Linked DNA regions of Homo sapiens: region 2 is linked to region 1. The links are chromatin contacts, found by Hi-C or POLR2A ChIA-PET in ENCODE. All regions are on one chromosome and are shown on one strand. Each heading gives the region's core, a stretch centred on a gene start or an enhancer-like site at or near the end of the contact. The rest is flanking DNA. Distances are from core to core; before and after follow the strand shown. Region 1 holds the start of PSMA5 (proteasome 20S subunit alpha 5). Region 2 holds the start of GSTM3 (glutathione S-transferase mu 3).

Region 1 (4,564 bases), core at 1,183-3,682:
CGCCTAGCATAAGGTCTTCAAGTCTAATCCAAGTTGTAGCATGTATCAGAATTTCATTCCTTTTTAAAGGGTGAACAATATTCCTTTGTACGTACACACATTTTAACTTCAATTACTTTTAAATAGCTAATTTCTCATTTTATTTCTTTCAAAGACACATTATGCTAGCTGCTAGATTGTTACAATGCACTCTCTTGGGAGAAAAGATTTTCCTTCCTATCCACAATTACCTGCAGCTCCCCTTCATTTATGTTATATATAGCACAAACACATTTACCCAGAGGAGATTCTACATTCAAGAACATTTCGTAAGCAATTCACTACTGTCTCTGACATTGATAGGGTCTGCAGAGCACCATGGAACCCTGGGTGCTCAGGAAATATTATGCTAAAGTACCTACGTAGTAAAATAACTCCGTTTTTTTTGGTTTTTTTTTGAGATGGAGTCTCACTCTGTTGCTCAGGCTGGAGTGCAGTGGTGAGATCTTGGCTCACCGCAACCTCTGCCTCCCAGGTTCAAGCAACTCTCTGCCTCAGCCTTCCGAGTAGCTGGGATCACAGGCACCCAACATCACGCCCAGCTAATTTTTGTATTTTTAGTAGAGACAGGGTTTCACCATCTTGGCCAGGCTGGTCTTGAACTCCTGACCTCGTGATCCACCCACCTCGGCCTCCCAAAGTACTGGGATTACAGGCGTGAGCCCCTGTGCCTGGCCATAAAAGAACTTCTAAAGAGCAGCTGTAGTGAATTTACGACCAAGACTTTTCCATAGAAAATAACTGATAAGGTGAAAAAAAAAAAAAGCTTGTCAGAAAGCTGACAAGAAAGCTAAAAATTACCATTCTTTTCTCAGAAATCTAACAGATCCCAGAGGATTGCTACTTGGAGTTCTTCCTCAGTTTTATTAGTGCTAAACATCTGATTGGCCAGGGATGACCAAACTAAACTCCTACTGAATCCATGAAGGAAGTCAGAAAATAAAGGGTGGGGAAAACTAATCTTGGTTAATACTCAAAAGGCTTATTTTTACATTTCCTGCACCTTTGAAATGCCTTGGTGACTTACAAACCTAATCTAGGACCAAGAATGAACTTTACTGGAGAGATACAGGCCTTGAGAGGTTAAGGACTTGACTAGTGGTATCACATTAACAACTGGAAATGAGATGCTGGCATTTCCCTTTCCAGCATATACTGCCTGATAAATGATTTCTTTCCCCCGACTCCAGCTTTAAGGTGTAAGTGACAAATAGAAATTGTTCATGTTTATGGTATACAACGTGACGTTTTGATATACATATATATACACACACACACTGCAAATAATTAAATGAAGCTAATCAACATAATCCATCATCTCACATACTTTCCTGTGGTGAGAACATTTAAGGTGTACCCTCTTCACAATTTCAAGTACACAATATATGATTATTAACTATAGAACTCATCCACCTTCTCTGACTGAAACTTTGTATCATTTGACCAACATTTCCCTATATTCCCCACCCCCGTGCCAAGACTTCTTACTTGCCTTTCTTGAACAAATACTTGAATTACAGTGTTATTACGAAGCTGCAAAGTTGCTCCTCAAGCAACTTATTGAAGGGAAGCAAGAAGCGTCGAAAAAGAAAGCGCTTTTTTTTTTTTTTTTTTTTTCGGATAGGGTTTGGCTGTTGCCCAGGCTGGAGTGCAATAGCACGATCTGGGCTCAAAGAAAACACTTATTTTTCACAAACAACAGAAAAAGCAGTGAATATTTTGAAGTCTGGATCCTGAACTCTAGGTTATTTAGGTCTGAAACCTGTACTAGGGGGAGGGGTGCAAGAAAGAGTTGATAAAATTACCTTAACCATGTGGAAACTTTAAGACTTTCTTACATACTAACCCCTCGCCCCCCACTTTTCTCAATAAACGAGCCAAACTGGCTGAAACGAAGGGACTCGTCCGCGGCGCCGGCTCAGACCCACTGTAGCCGACTCATTACCGCCCAAAGTCCTGGAGCCCTCGACCGGGCATGGAGAACACCGTGGAGGAACCCTAAGAGAGGGAATCCTGCGAAGAGAAGTCAGGTGGTGGCCTTGCCGGAAACGGGACCAAAGTCCTCTAGCTGGGATTACGGGAGCCGGCGAGGGACCTATTATGTCAGGGTTCAGACAACCCAGCTCTGCATGCAAGCCTTTCCAATTGCCAGTCTTGGGGCGGGCTCACATCTTCTCTACAAGGCGAACTCACTACACGCCTTGGGTGCCTATCGTCCCTAGCAACCACCCGCGATTTAAGGCGGAAGTACCTCCCTGGTCCTCCTCCTCCTCCGGACCAACCAAGCCCTCGTGAGGAAGCGCGTTGGCCCAATCACCTAGGCGGGAACTACTACCAGCCAATAGGAAGCAGGCACAGGAGGGCGGGCTAAAGAGGTCGCGGTCGCACGCGCAGTTGGTCCTTAGTACTGCGGCCGTGTGGGTGAGTTGGCTGCCGGTGAGTTGGGTGCCGGTGGAGTCGTGTTGGTCCTCAGAATCCCCGCGTAGCCGCTGCCTCCTCCTACCCTCGCCATGTTTCTTACCCGGTCTGAGTACGACAGGTCCGTGCAGCTGGGGGACGTCGGGTGGGAATTATGGGTGGGCAGGCCCGGGACCTGGCCGCGCGGCCTGGGTTCTGCCGTGTCATGGGGCTCCCCAGGAACCCGAGACTGGCCGGACCTGGGGATGTTATGCCCTCCTCAGGCGCCCGCCGTCCTTCCCCAAGCTAGACCACATCGGCGGCACTTGTCCTACCGCTGAGTCACCCCTGGGTCCTAACTCGGTGCGGAAGCGAGAAGCTCCGGCTGGTGCTTGGTAAAGAAGGCGTGAGGAGCCGGAACTCCTACCTTGAACCCGGAGAAGGCCAAGGGTCACTCTTTGCTCCGTTCATCTTTTCGTGCCTAGTATGACTGCCTTGAACAAACAAACAAAAAGTTAAACGTGCTTCCTGGAAGAAAAAGCAACTGGTTTGTAGTAGGGCATGCTGCGGTGTATAGTTTCTTCAGAAGCGCGAAGGCAGTCGTAGCTTTGGCTGGATATATTGTCTGGAGTCTGATTTTATAGGAACTGGAATTTAGAATGGTTTTCAAGAGATTTCTCATCATGCCGATTCCAATTGACCAAAATTTTTTCTGACTTTTTAAAAGTTTAAAGCAAGTTTTAAAAAACTTTTGTGGTATGAAAATGTTCACAATATTAAGTTGTACATATATATGCTGTAGACATTTTTACTTTCAGTTTCTGTTTTCGTCAGTTAAGTTTTTACATAGCTACTCTTTTTTAAAGTCAGGGAAGGCAGACATTTTCTTTGTACTGAGTGGTATGAGATGCTGCATTTCCTGTCAAGTATATGCTGATCCTGTCGAAGTTTTACCACCTGCAGTTACCACTTTTTCATCTTTTTTACTGACTCGTAGAAGATGTGTGTGAAGTTTTGACATATTTCCCCACTGTCCTATAAAGTGACTTTGTTGGTCGATATTTAACTTCCAGAACATTGAAGAGAATCATCTTCGGGTGACATAATTTTGAGTTAGGGTGTGTATGATAGAAATTGTTATGCTTATCAGAAGGCATTTATTAAATTTTGTGGCCATTTACTTAACATATGTATTGACTGCTTTGTTACTTATTTTTCTGTCTTCCCAAGACGGCCTAAAATACATCCCTTTTTATTCTCTTAGTTAATGTGCTTGAGTGCTTGCTGTGAACAAGGCACTGTTCTAGGTGCTGGTGCTACAGCAATGGACAAAATCAAGCTCCTTGCTCGCATATAGGAGACTCTTTTGAGACAGTCTCGCTCTGTGGCCCAGGCTGGAGTGCAGTGACGTGATCTTGGCTCACTGCAACCTCCCCCTCCTGGGTTTTGTTTGTTTTTGAGACGGAGTCTCGCTCTGTCGCCAGGCTGCAGTGCAGTGGCATGATCTCGGCTCACTGCAACCTCCGCCTCCTGGGTTCAAGCGATTCTCCTGCCTCAGCCTCCCGAGTAGCTGGGACTACAGGCGCGCGCCACCACTCCCAGCTAATTTTTGTATTTTTAGTAGAGACAGGGTTTCACCATGTTGGCCAGGATGGTCTCGATCTTTTGACCTCGTGATCCACCTGCCTTGGCCTCCCAAAGTGCTGGGATTACAGGAGTGAGCCACCGCGCCTGGCCTGCCGCCTGGGTTTAAGCAATTCTCTGACTCAGCGTCCTGAGTAGCTGGGATTACAGGCGGTGCCACCACGCCCGGCTAATTTTTGTGTTTTTAGTAGAGACAGGGTTTCCTCATCTTGGCCAGGCTGGTCTTGAACTCCTGACCTCGTGGTCCACCTGCCTTGGCCTCCCAAAGTGCTGGGATTACAGGCGAGAGCCACCTCGCTCGGCCTGAGACTCTTAAAGAATTGTTTACAGGTACAGTGGCTCATGCCTGTAATTCCAGCACTTTGGAAGGCCGAGGCAGGATTGCCTGAGCTCAGGAGTTGGAGACCAGCCTGGGCAACATAGTGAGACCTCATCTCTACTAAACATTAAAAAATATCAGCCGGGTGTGGTGGCGCTGACCTTG
Region 2 (5,004 bases), core at 1,795-4,294, 310 kb before region 1:
CATCTGATCTTTGACAAACCTGACAAAAACAAGCAATGGGGAAAGGATTCCCTATTTAATAAATGGTACTGGGAAAACTGGCTAGCCATATGTAGAAAGCTGAAACTGGATCCCTTCCTTACACCTTATACAAAAATTAATTCAAGATGGATTAAAGACTTACATGTTAGACCTAAAACCATAAAAACCCTAGAAGAAAACCTAGGCAATACCATTCTGGACATAGGCATGGGCAAAGACTTCATGTCTAAAACACCAAAAGCAATGGCAACAAAAGCCAAAATTGACAAATGGGATCTAATTAAACTAAAGAGCTTCTCCACAGCAAAAGAAACTACCATCAGAGTGAACACGCAACCTACAAAATGGGAGAAAATTTTCACAACCTACTCATCTGACAAAGGGCTAATATCCAGAATCTACAATGAACTCAAACAAATTTACAAGAAAAAAACAAACAACCCCATCAAAAAGTGGGCAAAGGATATGAACAGACACTTCTCAAAAGAAGACATTTATGCAGCCAAAAAACACATGAAAAAATGCTCACCATCACTGGCCATCAGAGAAATGCAAATCAAAACCACAATGAGTTACCATCTCACACCAGTTAGAATGGCAATCATTAAAAAGTCAGGAAACGAGGTGCTGGAGAGGATGTGGAGAAATAGGAACACTTTTACACTTTTGGTGGGACTGTAAACTAGTTCAACATTGTGGAAGTCAGTGTGGCGATTCCTCAGGGATCTAGAACTAGAAATACCATTTGACCCAGCCATCCCATTACTGGGTATATACCCAAAGGATTATAAATCATGCTGCTATAAAGACACATGCACACGTATGTTTATTGCGGCACTATTCACAATAGCAAAGACTTGGAACCAACCCAAATGTCCAACAACGATAGACTGGATTAAGAAAACATGGCACATATACACCATGGAATACTATCCAGCCATAAAAAATGATGAGTTCATGTCCTTTGTAGGGACATGGATGAAACTGGAAACCATCATTCTCAGCAAACTATCGCAAGGACAAAAAACCAAACACCGCATGTTCTCACTCATAGGTGGGAACTGAACAATGAGAACACATGGACACAGGAAGGGGAACATCACACTCCAGGGACTGTTGTGGGGTGGGGGGAGGGGGGAGGGATAGCATTAGGAGATATACCTAGTGTTAAATGAGGAGTTAATGGGTGCAGCACACCAACATGGCACATGTATACATATGTAACAAACCTGCACATTGTGCACATATACCCTGAAACTTAAAGTGTAATAATAATAAAATTTAAAAAAAAGAAAGTAATGCAAAAACTGCAAAAAAAAAAAAAGAAAAAGAAAAGAAAATGGGCATAACACCTACTTCCTAAAGTTGTTGTGAAGCTTAAATTGGAATAAATTAGCTAACATACGTAAACACTTAGATATTGCCTGGCATATGATAGGTGCTCAATAAATGTTAATCTTATACCTCAGGTGAATTTGTGACTGGCCTTTTGCTTTCTTGGGAGGAGAGACACAGGCATTATAAATTTCACCTGTCCATGTGGTTTGTACTCTTCCTTTCTTCTGTTTAGCAAAATGCCCTTTTAAAAAGTCCCAACCTTGCTTCAGTTGAACTGATGGGCAAATGTGATTTCCCACACCTGAGCTAGGGGATCTAGGCTCTCAGACTGCCCTGAGAGCTGTGCTGCAGAGGCCTGGCCAGAACCCTCAGAGCAGCTCCGGACTCCTTCCTCTGTCACTCCTCCACATTCAACTAGAATCCTATGTCTCCCGAGTTGACCCTGTTGCAAATCTGTGCCCCTTTTCATTTGCATGGGCCCTGCCGAAATTCAGAAGCTTAGTTCTTCCCATGACTATAGGGGCCTCGGGCAGGTCTCTTGCTCTGTCAAGGTCAAAACCCCTACTTTCCTAAATTCAACCATTGATTCTCCATCTTCATCTTACTTGATCAGCCACACTTGACATAGTTGATCACTTCTCCCTTTAAACATCTTCACATGGCTTCTGGGACCTTTTGTTTTCCTCCTACCTCCCTGGCCACTCCTTTTCAGACTCCTTTGCTGGTTTGCTCTCATTTTTCCCTAACCTTTACATGTTGATATGCCAGAGCACCTCAAACCCTTAGACCTCATCTCTGCTACTCGTGCTCCCATGGTGATCTCATCTAGTCTCTGGTTTCAAACACAGAGTGATCACTCCTGTACTTGCTGTTTCCCTTTTCCTGGAGTTCTCTCTGCCTCCTGCAGGTAGGAAGTGATTCGAGATAAGAGAGGGAGAGAACTCTTCTGGCCAGGATAGAGGGTGATTCTGAGAAGGCTTCAAGGAAGAAGTGAGCATTTGAGCACGGCTACTTGAGGAAGGCTAGGCCATGGACATTAGGGTGCAGGCAGGAGCAGAGCAAACATGCTTGTAAAAGGAACAGCAATTATTCTGTTTTATATTTATATCAGCCCATGGTGGCCCCCACAGCAGAGTGGCTTGATCTCTCACCTCCTTCAGGTCTTTGTTTAAAGATTAACTTCTCCATGAGGCCTTCTATGAACATAACCTTTAAAAACATAAATCCCCTTCCTACTGGGACTCCCCCAGTTCCCACCCTGAGACCCCCTATCTCTCTTCTCGATTTTATTTCTCTCCATAGGATGTGTATCACCACCTGACTTACTAGCTATTTACTATATATTAGTTTATTTCTTCCCCATTAGAATGTAAACTTCCTGAGGGCAGGGATTTTGTCTGTTGAGTTCAGTTCTGTATCCCCAGCACCTAAAACAGTGCCTGTCCATAACAGGCATGTTAAACATTGTTGGACAGATGAATGAGTGAATGAAAAATGGTAGTACCTTTCCTCCTCCAGTCCATCCTACACAAAGAGGCAAGATTAATTTCCCTAAATGCGTGAGCATTAGGAAGTGGGAGGGATTGGAGGAGGAAATTATAATAAGGAATCCATAAATTACTTAAGCCCATAAAACAAAGGTAGGAAACATTCAAGATAAGAGACCTCTTCTGGCCAGGATAGAGGTTGGTTCTGAGAAGGCTTCAAGGAATAGGCAGACATTTCAGCAAGGCTGCTGAGGAAGGATAGGCTGTGGAAATTAGGATGCAGGTAGGAGGATCACAGAGCAAACACTCCAAGGTGGGAAATGCAAGTGTGTGTAGAAGGAACAGCAAGTATTGTTGGGTTGGGCTGGCTTATGAAGTTGTGACGGGCTGAGGGAGAGACAGGACTGGAAAAGCACGTTGGGGTCAGGTTGCAGAGGTCCTTGACTGACAGAGAGGGGAGCTTGGTCTGTGGGGAATCTTCTGCTCTGTGTGGTCAGAGGCTGGTCTGACTCTCCGGCCTTGCCCCAGTCTTCCTATCCTTCATCCAGCCCCGGCTGGCTCGGTAAAAACGGCGCGAATCTCGCTCTCCCTGGGTAACTAGGGTCCCCACTGCCTGGCTAGTGGTGCTTTTCGCGTCTTCACTGGCACCATTAATGAATGAAGTCTGGCTCCCACCCGCGGGGAAGGGAGGAGCCTCAACCTCGGGTCCTTTGCTCTCCTGCAGCACTCCTGCCCGGGTCCCGCCTCGGGGTCGCCAGGCCCTGAACCCCAACGCCGGCATTAGTCGCGCCTGCGCACGGCCCTGTGGAGCCGCGGAGGCAAGGGACGGAGAACGGGGCGGAGGCGGAGTCAGGGCGCCCGCGCGTGGGCCCCGCCCCCTTATGTCGGGTATAAAGCCCCTCCCGCTCACAGTTTCCCTAGTCCTCGAAGGCTCGGAAGCCCGTCACCATGTCGTGCGAGTCGTCTATGGTTCTCGGGTACTGGGATATTCGTGGGGTGAGTGCCGTCTCAACGGTAGAGCCGCTCGGTCAAAGAGACTGACGCGGAGAGGGCGGGTCTCTGGGTCCGCGATCTCCAGCAGGAGCAGCTCTACGCGGGAGCCTTTTCGAGCTGCCGAGCCACGGATGTCGACCCCTGCCCAGCCTCTGGGATCGCGGGCCCTGTGGGGAGGGGCGGAGGAGACCACGCCGGAGCCGGGCCTAGGGGCCGCTTAACCACCGCCCCGGCAGGACGCAGGGACTCGGCAGCCCCGGGCCGGGGAACGTTAGCGGGCGGGGGTTGGGAATGGGTGGGAGCTGCGCAGTCGCTGAACCGCTGTCTTCCCCAGCTGGCGCACGCCATCCGCCTGCTCCTGGAGTTCACGGATACCTCTTATGAGGAGAAACGGTACACGTGCGGGGAAGGTAATGCCGCTCCGCGTGCCCGTGCAGCCAAGCTGGCCCTCCACCTGCCCTGGTCTTCTTACGCCCAGAGGGTGGTGGCGTCGCGCCAAGGCCGGGTGGGACGTTTGCCCCAATCTGGGTGAATAGAGACACATCCTTTATCTGGAACTGGGGGTTCTCTTTTTAACATAGCCCAAACCCGTCTTAATGCTTAACCAAATAGGGCTCAGAGGCTCAATGGTTATGCTTTTGGGGCCTGGGAATTTGAGGTATTGGGACCAAGTCATTTCTTTAGATCTTTTGCTCTTGTCAGGTGGGGTATTAAGGAGGTTGGGTCCCACTTAATTCCGTCTCTTACAGCTCCTGACTATGATCGAAGCCAATGGCTGGATGTGAAATTCAAGCTAGACCTGGACTTTCCTAATGTAAGTGGCTTTAGTAGAGGTGGCGGGCAGAAGGGAAAGCCTTCAAGTATATCCATCCTTGCCTCTCTCCTGCCTGGTACAGAAGGATGCAAAATAGGGGATCTTAACCCGGATAGAATAAATAGAATTCAGGGGTCCTTGAACTGGATGGATATGTATTTTCATTCCCATTAACCACTAGCAAAAGTTATTTCCTTTTATTGTGAAGAGAGACAATAAGTGACATTGGTTATTAGCCATGTCTGTCACTTTGTCACTAGTAGAAATCAGGTATTTTCTTTTTTGTGTGTTTCTTGTTCTTTTGTTTTGAGACAGTGTCTCACTCTGTCGCTCAGGCTGGAGTGCAGTGGC

Evidence for each region. A loop is a pair of places that touch in the nucleus more often than their neighbours do. ChIA-PET counts read pairs that join two places held with the same protein, here RNA polymerase II (POLR2A). Pooled maps may share reads with other maps.
Region 2: a loop to region 1 is called in a pooled map, with 4 times the contacts of the local background. The contact joins the promoter of GSTM3 here to the promoter of PSMA5 in region 1. A Hi-C loop is called at or near these places in 6 of 50 pooled maps. POLR2A ChIA-PET finds 5 or more read pairs at or near these places in 2 of 52 experiments (HepG2 and activated T-cell).

The regions. Positions count from the first base shown.
Region 1 is chr1:109,424,316-109,428,879 of GRCh38, reverse strand. It overlaps PSMA5 (proteasome 20S subunit alpha 5), which reads left to right and starts at 2,432. Exons shown (of 9, transcript NM_002790.4): 1 at 2,432-2,578. The coding sequence starts at 2,550. RefSeq lists enhancers at 1,872-1,931, 1,438-2,369.
Region 2 is chr1:109,739,078-109,744,081 of GRCh38, reverse strand. It overlaps GSTM3 (glutathione S-transferase mu 3), which reads left to right and starts at 3,044. Exons shown (of 9, transcript NM_000849.5): 1 at 3,044-3,129; 2 at 3,571-3,842; 3 at 4,174-4,249; 4 at 4,589-4,653. The coding sequence starts at 3,795. RefSeq lists a silencer at 3,605-3,834.